Linked DNA regions of Mus musculus: all the other regions are linked to region 3. Evidence: chromatin contacts called from ENCODE Hi-C or POLR2A ChIA-PET data. All regions are on one chromosome and are shown on one strand. Each heading gives the region's core, a stretch centred on a gene start or an enhancer-like site at or near the end of the contact. The rest is flanking DNA. Distances are from core to core; before and after follow the strand shown.

What was found. Hi-C counts contacts between places; a loop is a spot of excess contacts on that map. ChIA-PET counts read pairs that join two places held with the same protein, here RNA polymerase II (POLR2A).
Region 1: a map of left cerebral cortex shows a loop between it and region 3 (5-fold over the local background). The contact joins the promoter of Tent2 here to the promoter of Homer1 in region 3. A Hi-C loop is called at or near these places in 14 of 37 maps with a recorded cell type or tissue (T-helper 1 cell, heart, left cerebral cortex and 1 more). POLR2A ChIA-PET finds 5 or more read pairs at or near these places in 4 of 5 experiments (Patski and embryonic stem cell).
Region 2: a map of gastrocnemius shows a loop between it and region 3 (11-fold over the local background). The contact joins the enhancer-like site here to the promoter of Homer1 in region 3. A Hi-C loop is called at or near these places in 7 of 37 maps with a recorded cell type or tissue (gastrocnemius, heart and left cerebral cortex).

The regions. Positions count from the first base shown.
Region 1 is chr13:93,190,933-93,193,959 of GRCm38, forward strand. Tent2 (terminal nucleotidyltransferase 2) reads right to left here and starts at 1,485. Exons shown (of 15, transcript NM_133905.3): 1 at 1,162-1,485.
Region 2 is chr13:93,398,211-93,401,358 of GRCm38, forward strand. All of the region lies in intron 9 of Homer1 (homer scaffolding protein 1), which reads left to right. Among named protein-coding and RNA genes, the nearest start is that of Gm6109, 49 kb to the right of the region's middle. Within about 2 kb of position 1,557, at least 3 of the 3 ENCODE cell types and tissues checked have a DNase peak (open chromatin) inside an H3K27ac peak, as active enhancers do; they include gastrocnemius, heart and left cerebral cortex, where a contact is called at or near this core.
Region 3 is chr13:93,302,294-93,305,379 of GRCm38, forward strand. It overlaps Homer1 (homer scaffolding protein 1), which reads left to right and starts at 1,464. Exons shown (of 10, transcript NM_147176.4): 1 at 1,464-3,009. The coding sequence starts at 3,005.

The sequences.
Region 1 (3,027 bases), core at 235-2,734, 110 kb before region 3:
AGATTAATACAGGTTTATGTGTAAATGAAGACACGAGACAAGACAGTAACAGAGTATTTCTAGTGATAACAGTATTTGGTCTCTTAATTTGCAACTGGAATTAACTTTAGTCAAATTGATCTCAACAAGAAGTTATAGACTACTCAAGTTTACATAACTGTCTCTTCACCAAGATTCCTGAGAAAGTAGCAATTTCCTACAAGAACTGCATGGCTTAATCAAGTTATGTGTGCACTCTAAGTGTCTTGGATCAGTTCTTTGTTCTACAACACAAGTGTAACTCCCAGATCCTGCTCAGCATGCACTGTCAAAACCACCTTCAGGCTCTGAACAGAGCATTCTTTTTATTAAAAATTAAATTCCATCTAAGAGTTTCACAGAGTCTGTGTATTTCTCGAACACATACAATTGGGGCAATTCACACCAACCAGTGTTTCTATTACAGGTTACTAATCAGTACAGATTAACCGTGTTAATAGCTGTTAACACAGCAAAGCCCTATAGTACTAAACTATGTACTATGATGGTAGTGTGACTTCACAAAAACCATACGCTAAACACGTTAAATTTCCAATCCTGTTTGACCTGCACAATTTTTCCTCTTCCTCTTATCAACAAACTAATTACTTTAAACAACGCTCAAATAGGGCAAAACAAGAAACTTAAATCACAGATACCAGGAAACACATTGCCCCTTGTGTTCTTAAGCAGTTAAAGAAAGGAGAGCCCAACCACAAATATGACTAGGAAAAGTGAATTCGACCATCAGCCAGTCCTGACCTGACTGAGATGACTCCATGCTGTTTAATTGTCTCAGAGATAAATGCCTTCCACAAGAGTTCGTTAATTTAGACATTTACCTTGGGTCTCCACTGCCTTTTGGAACTCCAAGAGGGAGTATCAAGACAGTCTTACTCTTTCGGTCTAGGGAGTGAGGAGAGGGCGGGAGGCGACATGAGAACTAGCGAGAAGACAGATCAGAGAAAGGCCAACATTCTTCCCAAAGTCCGGCGGCCTGGGAACGCCCCTAATCCAGGGAGCTCCGGGGGAGCGCCAGGCTCTCCCGCGCAAAACACAGCGCCAGTCTCAGCCAAGTTTCACGCGCCCGGCCGGGGACCGGGGCCTGCACTCGTGCATCCCCACCGAAGCCCTGAAACTCACCGGCGTCCACGCCGAAGGGCCGAGCGGGGCCCAGCGGCACTGCCCGCCAACACGCTCCCAGGCCGGAGCTGCCGCCCGAGCAGGCAGAGGTAGGAGCAGCCAGCGGCCCGGCGCAGCGAGGCCCAGCTCGGGCGGGCAGGGCGGCGGAGAGTCACGAGCCTAAGGCCAGGCCCGCGCGGCCGTGGAAGGCTGGGGGTGGCGACAACAAAAAGAAAGGGGGGTGGGGGAGGAAAAAAAAAAAAAGGCGGAAGACTAAAAAGTCGCCGAAAAGGCGGCGTAGACAACCCTGTCACAGGACCCGGAAGATCAACGTGACCCCGGAAAGGAATCATCAGCGGGAGCGAAAGGTCAGACTTCCGGCAGCCGACACTGGAGAGCGCGTTTGCTGAGCTGCGCAGGCGCACAGCCCCACCCTGGTCCAGCCAGGGAGTCTGCGGCGGCTGCTGAGATGGTGGCGAGGGAAGGTACAGCCCGGCCCTTCCGCAGGGCAGTAGGCCACCCCGCTCCGCTGGCGCCGCCTCCTAAGTTACGTGCCGCTGGCCATTTCCAGGAGGCCTGTTCTGTCCATGGAGGGCCTTCCAGGAGATATCCAAAACCAACCTTCCCATTGCTGGAAAGATCAGTATGAAATCGTGGGTGATGTTCTCCTCAACAACAAACAAACAAAAACAGTTTCTTGGAGACAAAATCATGCCTCTAAGGCCCCCAAAACCACCCACACATTACCCTGCCCTAGCTCGCACTCACTTGTCTAACAAATACCCACCATTGTTTCTCATTGAGAGAACTTTAGTATCTGGTGAAACTGTCTAAACTGCTTGATTTATTGATGAATATCTGTAAACAATAGCCCTGTTTTGTCCCCGTAGAATCTGACCGTTCCCAATCCCGAAAGTAATGATTTGTTTACTGCTTTTTGGTTTTCTTGTTATTTATTCTGGGTTTTTTTCCCCCATTGTTTTTAGTTTGGTTGTTTTTTTGTTTTTGTTTTGTTTTTGTTTTGTCGGGACAGGGTTTCTCTGTATAGCCCTGGCTGTCCTGGAACTCACTTTGTAGACCAGGCTGGCCTCGAACTCAATAGTTATTCAATTTTTAATTTTTCTACCTTAATTCACAAACTGAGGTCATTTCTGTGATAATACTTAGAGTCGTTTGATAACTTACTATATGAATAATAACTTAACTGAATCCCACTTATTTCGATAAAGAGTTTTCGTTTCACTTGACTTGCAAAGTCTTTATAAATTATATTTGAATCATTTAAATAATTTTTTAAAAAACTTGTCACGTGCTTCCGAGTATCATCTGATGTGGTAAATGTTAATTGTGCTTTGGTAATAAAGTATGTTCAGTTATTGTGTAGAGTATTTTATAAATGTCAGTTAAGTTGATCTTCAACATGGCTCTGGTTTCCTGTCTTGCTTGTCTTTTCGGGCATAAAAAGGGCATATAAGAAGGCTAGGGCCAAGACAGGTGTGGTGGTGCACGCCTTTAATCCCAGCACTTGGGAGGCAGAGGCAGGCGGATTTCTGAGTTCAAGGCCAGCCTGGGCTACAGAGTGAGTTCCAGGACAGCCAGGGCTACACAGAGAAACCTTATCTCGAAAAACCTAAAACAAACAAACAAAAATGTCAGCCTATCATGTATGAGTCTCTGGGTTCAATACCCAGCACTGAAAAAGTACTGAAATATGGCTATAATTATGGCTCATTCTCTATTTCTTTTCTGTCTGTCAGCTGCTACTGCCCTTATTTATCACCCGCCAGAGAAAGTTTTTATTGTTATGGAAAGATCTACATTGTAAACTGACCTACTTTTTGCTGTTATTATTACTCTGAAGTACGTTCTTTCTGAGCATAATGCAGG
Region 2 (3,148 bases), core at 307-2,806, 96 kb after region 3:
ACTAACTCTCCCATTTTTCAATGTATTTTTGTAGCATCCTTATTTTTGTTATTGCTCAATTTTTTTTAGATTTTTTATTTTGTTTATGGGTGTTTTGCCTTCATGTTCTGCCTTTGTATCACATTGTAGTACCCTCGAAGGCCAGAAGAAAGCATTGAATATTCTGGAACTGGAGTTACCTACTCTGTCAGCTGCCATGTGTGTGCTAGGAACTAAACCCACGTCCTCTGGAAGAGCAGCCAAGTGTTCCTAACCCCTTGAGCCATCTGGCCAACCTTGTGTCCCTAGTTTTGGGTGCACAATTCAAGCTCCTTTTTGAATAATTTTATATAAACTTTAATTCAACATGGAATATTATATTAAGAATTTTTTCTGCTTCATAGTTGGTTTCAAGAATTTTTTTCGTTTTACTGAGTTTTTAGTATTTTCTATTGATTGTGCTTATAAATGAGTCCTGTATCTTTGCATTTTTGTGGACAGAATGACAGTTTAAGGTGATTTATAAACTCATAGTTCAAAACACCCTCTTCCGAGGAGCAGTAGGAGATAGGTTGTGTGTGTTTCACTGTTTTAATTTTCCTTTATATAACAAGAGCTTAACTTTTTGTCTTGTTTCGTTTGCCCTTCGTTGTTCCTAGAGACTCCTTGTCTTTTATTCTCTTCTGAAGAGGCTTTGCAAGACTGCCTCACAAGTTTCATGGGGTTATCCCTCAAATGCAGATCTGTTCTGTCCAGCCCAGCTCTTGTTTTAGGGTTAGGCAGTCGCAGAGGTCTTTCTCTGTGCCAGCCCCACACTCTCTCTGTGACCCAGAAACAGACCTGCAGACACTGTTACAATCTCTGATGCTTGTGGTGTTCTCTGTCTTCAGTAAAGTTGAAGTCCTGACATTTGCACAACTTTATTCTCAGTGCATGTTCCTGTGGTTTGTGGAGGATAGCTGGCAGATGTCAGTGTACAAACACTTACTACTTTGTCCACTCAGAAACAGCTTCTACTTTTTTATTGCCAATATCTTCTTTCTAGACATCATTAAGTAAAGACCATTTTACTCATGCTGAATAACTTATCCCTAGTGTCTACTGCATCTGCCCAACAACTAATTGTTAGATAACGTCTTCAAAATACATACATTTCTTTTACTGCTGTGTAGATATGAGTTATTGACGCTTCTCTTGTCGATTGAAATATCCTGATATGTGTAAATGTTCATAGTCTATTATAAGATATATCTTAAGTGCATACTTGATATCTTAAGTATAATCTGCGAGGCAGATGTCAAGACAATTTTTGTATGGCTTTTATTTAGATTGAATGGTGTAGGATTTAAATGTAGTGAAAATTAGTATAGCCGGTCCCATTGGCTATAGTTTTAATATGTAATTTAAAAAAAAAATCTATTTTGAGTCTCTTAACAAAGGAATTTGAGATTCTGTTCTATTATTTTTTTTCATGTGCAGCATGAAATTGGTGGCCCTCGTGTGCCTTAAAGATGAGGAAATTAACTGACAAAAGCAATGGTAGAAGGCAAGCCCGGGGAGAGCAGCAAAGGCCAGAAGGAGACTGGCGAGTGCTGGCTGTCACTTCAGTCACACTACTTGGCCCCTACTCTCTAGGTTATCTATTCTTACCTAGAACATATTCTCCCCATCTAAAAATAGGTCACAGCCATCTGTATAGTGTGAGTGCTGCTATGTTACCTAACTAGTACATTTCCTACAGAGGCCTGTCTTGGAGTAGGACATTCATCTAAAGAGTATAGTGCGGCTTTAAACAACTGAAGAAATAGTGTTTTGTGAGGTTCCATTTAAAATGTTTGGATGTTACATTGGGTGGAGAAGAGAACAAGGGGCCTTTCATTTCTAAGGGACGCTGTAGAGGGCAAACTGGGCAGTGGCTGTGAGCTGGACATGATGAGGAGTGACGTTCAGTCTATTTCTGTAGCTGGAAACATTCAATCCTTAAGCTTGTTGAAATGCAAAAGAACACTCTGCAGTCATGAGTGCAATTTTCACATTTGATCACAGGACTTCTTCCTCTCTAATAGTTTACAGCCTCTATGGATTTAGCTTCTAAATTTATTACTATTAATTTCAAATTTTTTATTAGATGTCTTCACTTTGCAGATTATTCGAAGATTGATTAAAAACATGCAAGACTAACGTTGAAGTGGCTAACATCAAGTAGCAAACACTTTGAGATTGTACTGGGCTGTTAGACTCTTAAGTTATAAACTGTAGCTGTGCTGTTTCCCTCTTGATTCTTCTACACATTGGAGCTCATCTAAGCATGCTATAATGTCAGATCACATGGTTATGATGAGGATTATCAATTGTTACTTTTCTTTTTTTTTTTTTTTGGTTTTTTGAGACAGGGTTTCTCTGTATAGCCCTGGCTGTCCTGGAACTCACTCTGTAGACCAGGCTGGCCTCGAACTCAGGCTGCCTCTGCCTCCTGAGTGCTGGTATTAAAGGCGTGCGCCACCACTGCCCGGCCAATTGTTACTTTATTTAATGTTTTCAAATCAGTTTACCCAAATCTTTTTCTCAAGACTTCAATGTTTTAATTACATTTATATATTTATTATGTGTTTGCCACAGTGGATTGTAAATTTCCACTATGTGTGTATGGTGTATGTGTATGTGAGTGAATGAGTCAAGGTCTCACTATGTAGCTATGGGTGTCCTGAAACTCACTCTGTAGACCAGGCTAACCTTGGTCTCACAGAGATCTATCTGCCTCTGCTTCCCTAGTACTGGTGTGCAATACTATACCCAGGTTGTGAGTTTTGGAAACAAGAATCTTTATCTGGTGAGCATCTTGCTGGCTCTAAACGCTTCCATTTTTGAAAATATTGTGAAAAAAAATAATATGGAGAAAAAAGTATTCCTAATGCAAACAGCAGAATTCCTTCATTTACATCTTTATTTCTATGTGTATGAATGTTTTGTCAACATGCATATTTATGTACCACATGCATGCAATGCCTGTGGAGGCCAGAAGATGGCATTGGATTCCCTGGAACTGGAGTTACAGATGGATGTGTGCTGCCATGTGGGTGCTGGGAATTGAATCCTGGTCCTATAGAAGAATAGCCAGTGCTCTTAACTGCTGAGCCAACTCTAAATTTGATTTTTTTAAAGCTTAAGC
Region 3 (3,086 bases), core at 214-2,713:
TGTTCCTTAATTAAAAAAATCATGTGTTAACATTAAAAACATGTATTAAAAACCACATATAGCAGGCAAGCAAGGGACATTCTTGTAACTGCATTGCTTAGGAGGGATTAGGGAAGAGAGCCCAGGTGTTCAAGATCTTAATCAAACAAGGCAAAACAAAACCCACCACTCCTGGCATGATCTATAGAATTTTAGCTGACTTTCTTTTGAACTGCATTGGCATTGATGTACTATTCTTCTAAGGACAATTTAATGATTTTGTAATAATATCATGTCCTGGATTTCTCGGGTCACTTCAGGTTTTGAATGAAGTGAGTTTCATGTTTCATGTCAAATGAGTTTAGTTTGTAAAATGTGGTCACTGACTCTTTGGAGTAACTGAAGTACTAATGGCCTTTAGCAGGGTGCAGCACTTCTATTTCTGAACCACAATTGTCAAGTTAAATGGAATAAAAGCAAAACTCATTCTGTGAGTCTAACCAATAAAAGGCCCTTAACAACACAGGGCCATTTTAAAACTTCATGACTTTAAAAACACAATTTCACATATGCAGCTATAAATTTATAGACGGCTAGTCATCCTTGCCACATTAAAAAAAATGAAAATATACTCGAGAGCTATTGTGCTTACAAGATTCAAAATAATCAGGAACCCAAACGTATGTTTGTGTTAATAAAGTAGGACTTTGTTTCCAGACTGTAATTCATATCCTTGGTAAGTCAGACCTAAGGTGATTCGTTGGCACTTGCGATGCTGTAGAAGGGTAATTATCTGAGGGAACTAAGTTTACTTTAATGAATTTGACTCATTATGCCTTGCAGAACCATGGCTATGCAGCGAACTGCAACATTTAGAACATTTGGAAATCTCATTCTGCTTTAATTACTATCCTTTGTAACAAGAGGTTTGCTCCTAACTCTACTCTTTTTTTTTTTTTTTTTTTTTTTTTTTAAGTTAAAACGCACGCCTTTAGGAGGGGAGAAAGCTTAAAAGTTGACTATGTTCAGAATGGTATTTAGGATTCCTAAAATTAACGGTGGTTTTCCCCGAGTCTACCAGCAGTGATCACTCTCCCTCCCACGATTCCCTGCAGGTTGGGATGTGAACAGCCCGGGGATGCTGCTGCAAACCCAGTGGGAGAGGGAGACAGGACTTTACCGGCGACACTTCGGCACTGTTGCTATGAGTGATTCATTCGCATATGGCACATTTGTGCCAAGGAAACCTCCTCCCGCCGCTTCCTTCTCCGAGCTCTCCTCAGACTGTCTCCGGCGCCTTGGCCTTTAAGGAGAAGCGAGAGAACCGGGAGCAGGTGGGCCCGGAGCAGCTCGCTCAGCCCGCCTCCCCCAGCTCTTTCCCTAATTTAGCAGTACTTCCGGCCGCGTGACATCATCCCCCGCACAAGCTGACGTGAGCGGAGGGTGACGTATGTGCGGAGAGGAGCGCGCTGACGTTGCTATTTAAAGGTCCTTCTGCGGGGAGGATGGAGACACAGCGCGAGCACCCGGCGTGCGGAGCGGACGAGGCCGTGGCGGCCCAGAGCCAGCGCAGGAGCCGAGCGCACTGCCCGTCCGCCGCCGGCCGCTAGGGGAGGGGAAGGAAAAAGGGACGGACCGACGGACCGGCCAGCTCATCCCCTCCGGTGTTGTTCCTCAGCGCCCCGGTCCGAGCCCGGGCCCCGCCTCCGCCGCGCCCCACCTCCTCCGCCGGCCTGCGGCGGCGGCAGCGCTCCGCCCCTCGAGCCGGGAGGGCCGCGCTCTCCGCCCCGCCCCGCCCCGCCCCGCCCCCTCTCCTGCTCCGCTGCCGTGCTCGTCTCACGCCGGCGGCGCGGACCGGGAAGCGGCGCCCTCGGCTGCGCTCGGTTCGGAGCCCGCTCCGTGGAGTCAGAGGCAGCGACGGGCGCCAGGCCGCCCGGGCCGACGGAGTCAGCCGCTGAGGGGAGTGTAAGGAGGCAGCGGCAGCCCCGGGAATGTGAGGCGGCGCGGAGCGGGAGAGACGAGCCGGGGTGGGGGCACGAGCCGCGGCTGCCGTGCCTCGGACGAGCCGCCAGCCTCTCGCCTCAGCGCGCGGCCGCCGGGAGCTTGGGGGCTGGGTGCAGGGGACCGCGCGGGGTTGGGTTCTCTGATTCATTCATTCTCCGCCGTCGGGAGCCCGAGGCCGCGGGTGCTGCGAGGAGAGGCGGGAAGAGGGGGCGGCCGCGAGCGGGGCTCCATTGTGCTCGGCGGGGGCCGGGAAGCCAAAGGAGGTGGGCTCGGGCCCCTGCGCTGCTCCCCGGCGGCTGCGCCCCCAGCTAGCTGCCAGCCTGGAAATGGCTCCGCTGCTGCTCCTCGGGAAAACGAATCGATCCTTCCCAGCCTTCTCTGCCTGCTCTCCACCTCCTCTCTGCTCCGAGTCTTAGGAGGACGAACATTCAAAGGACAGATTCCAATGTGGTGTGCCGTGCACATCGGGAGCGGCTGGGGTTTGCACTTCGAGATTTCTTCTATATAATTTTTTTTTTTAAACGTAAGGGAGGCAGTAGCATTGCTGCCTGTAGGATTTTTATTCAAGTGCACGTCGCGTTGGGTTGCACGCTCCACCCCCAGGGACCTGGTGTGGTGAAATTTGAACCCACCGCCTTAGCCCAAAAAGGCCGAGTAACCTGGCTGCCTGAGTGTCGTGGAAGACGTGAGCGAAATGACCAGCGAACTCATTTTTTATCAGACTTGCTGAAGCTGGCTTTTGCGTTTTTTCTACACGTACGCTTAATTTTGTGGAATAGTTAAGTGCTATATTCTCCGCGCAACCTTTTCAAATTCCAAATGTTTGAACATTTTGGTGTCAGCGCGAGTGAAATCATTTTACCGACAAGAACTAACTGAATTGTCTGCCTTGTTGAGTTGCCTCCGGAAAAGATCTCGGGGGTGGAAAAGCAACTGCAAAATAACAGACGGAGAAAATTCCTTGGAAGTTATTTCTGTAGCATAAGAGCAGAAACTTCAGAGCAAGTTTTCATTGGGCAAAATGGGGTAAGGATTTTGTGCTTATCACAGCTTTAAATCTGCTTATGCTTGTGTGGAGTTGAACGGTGGTGGTGACCATATTT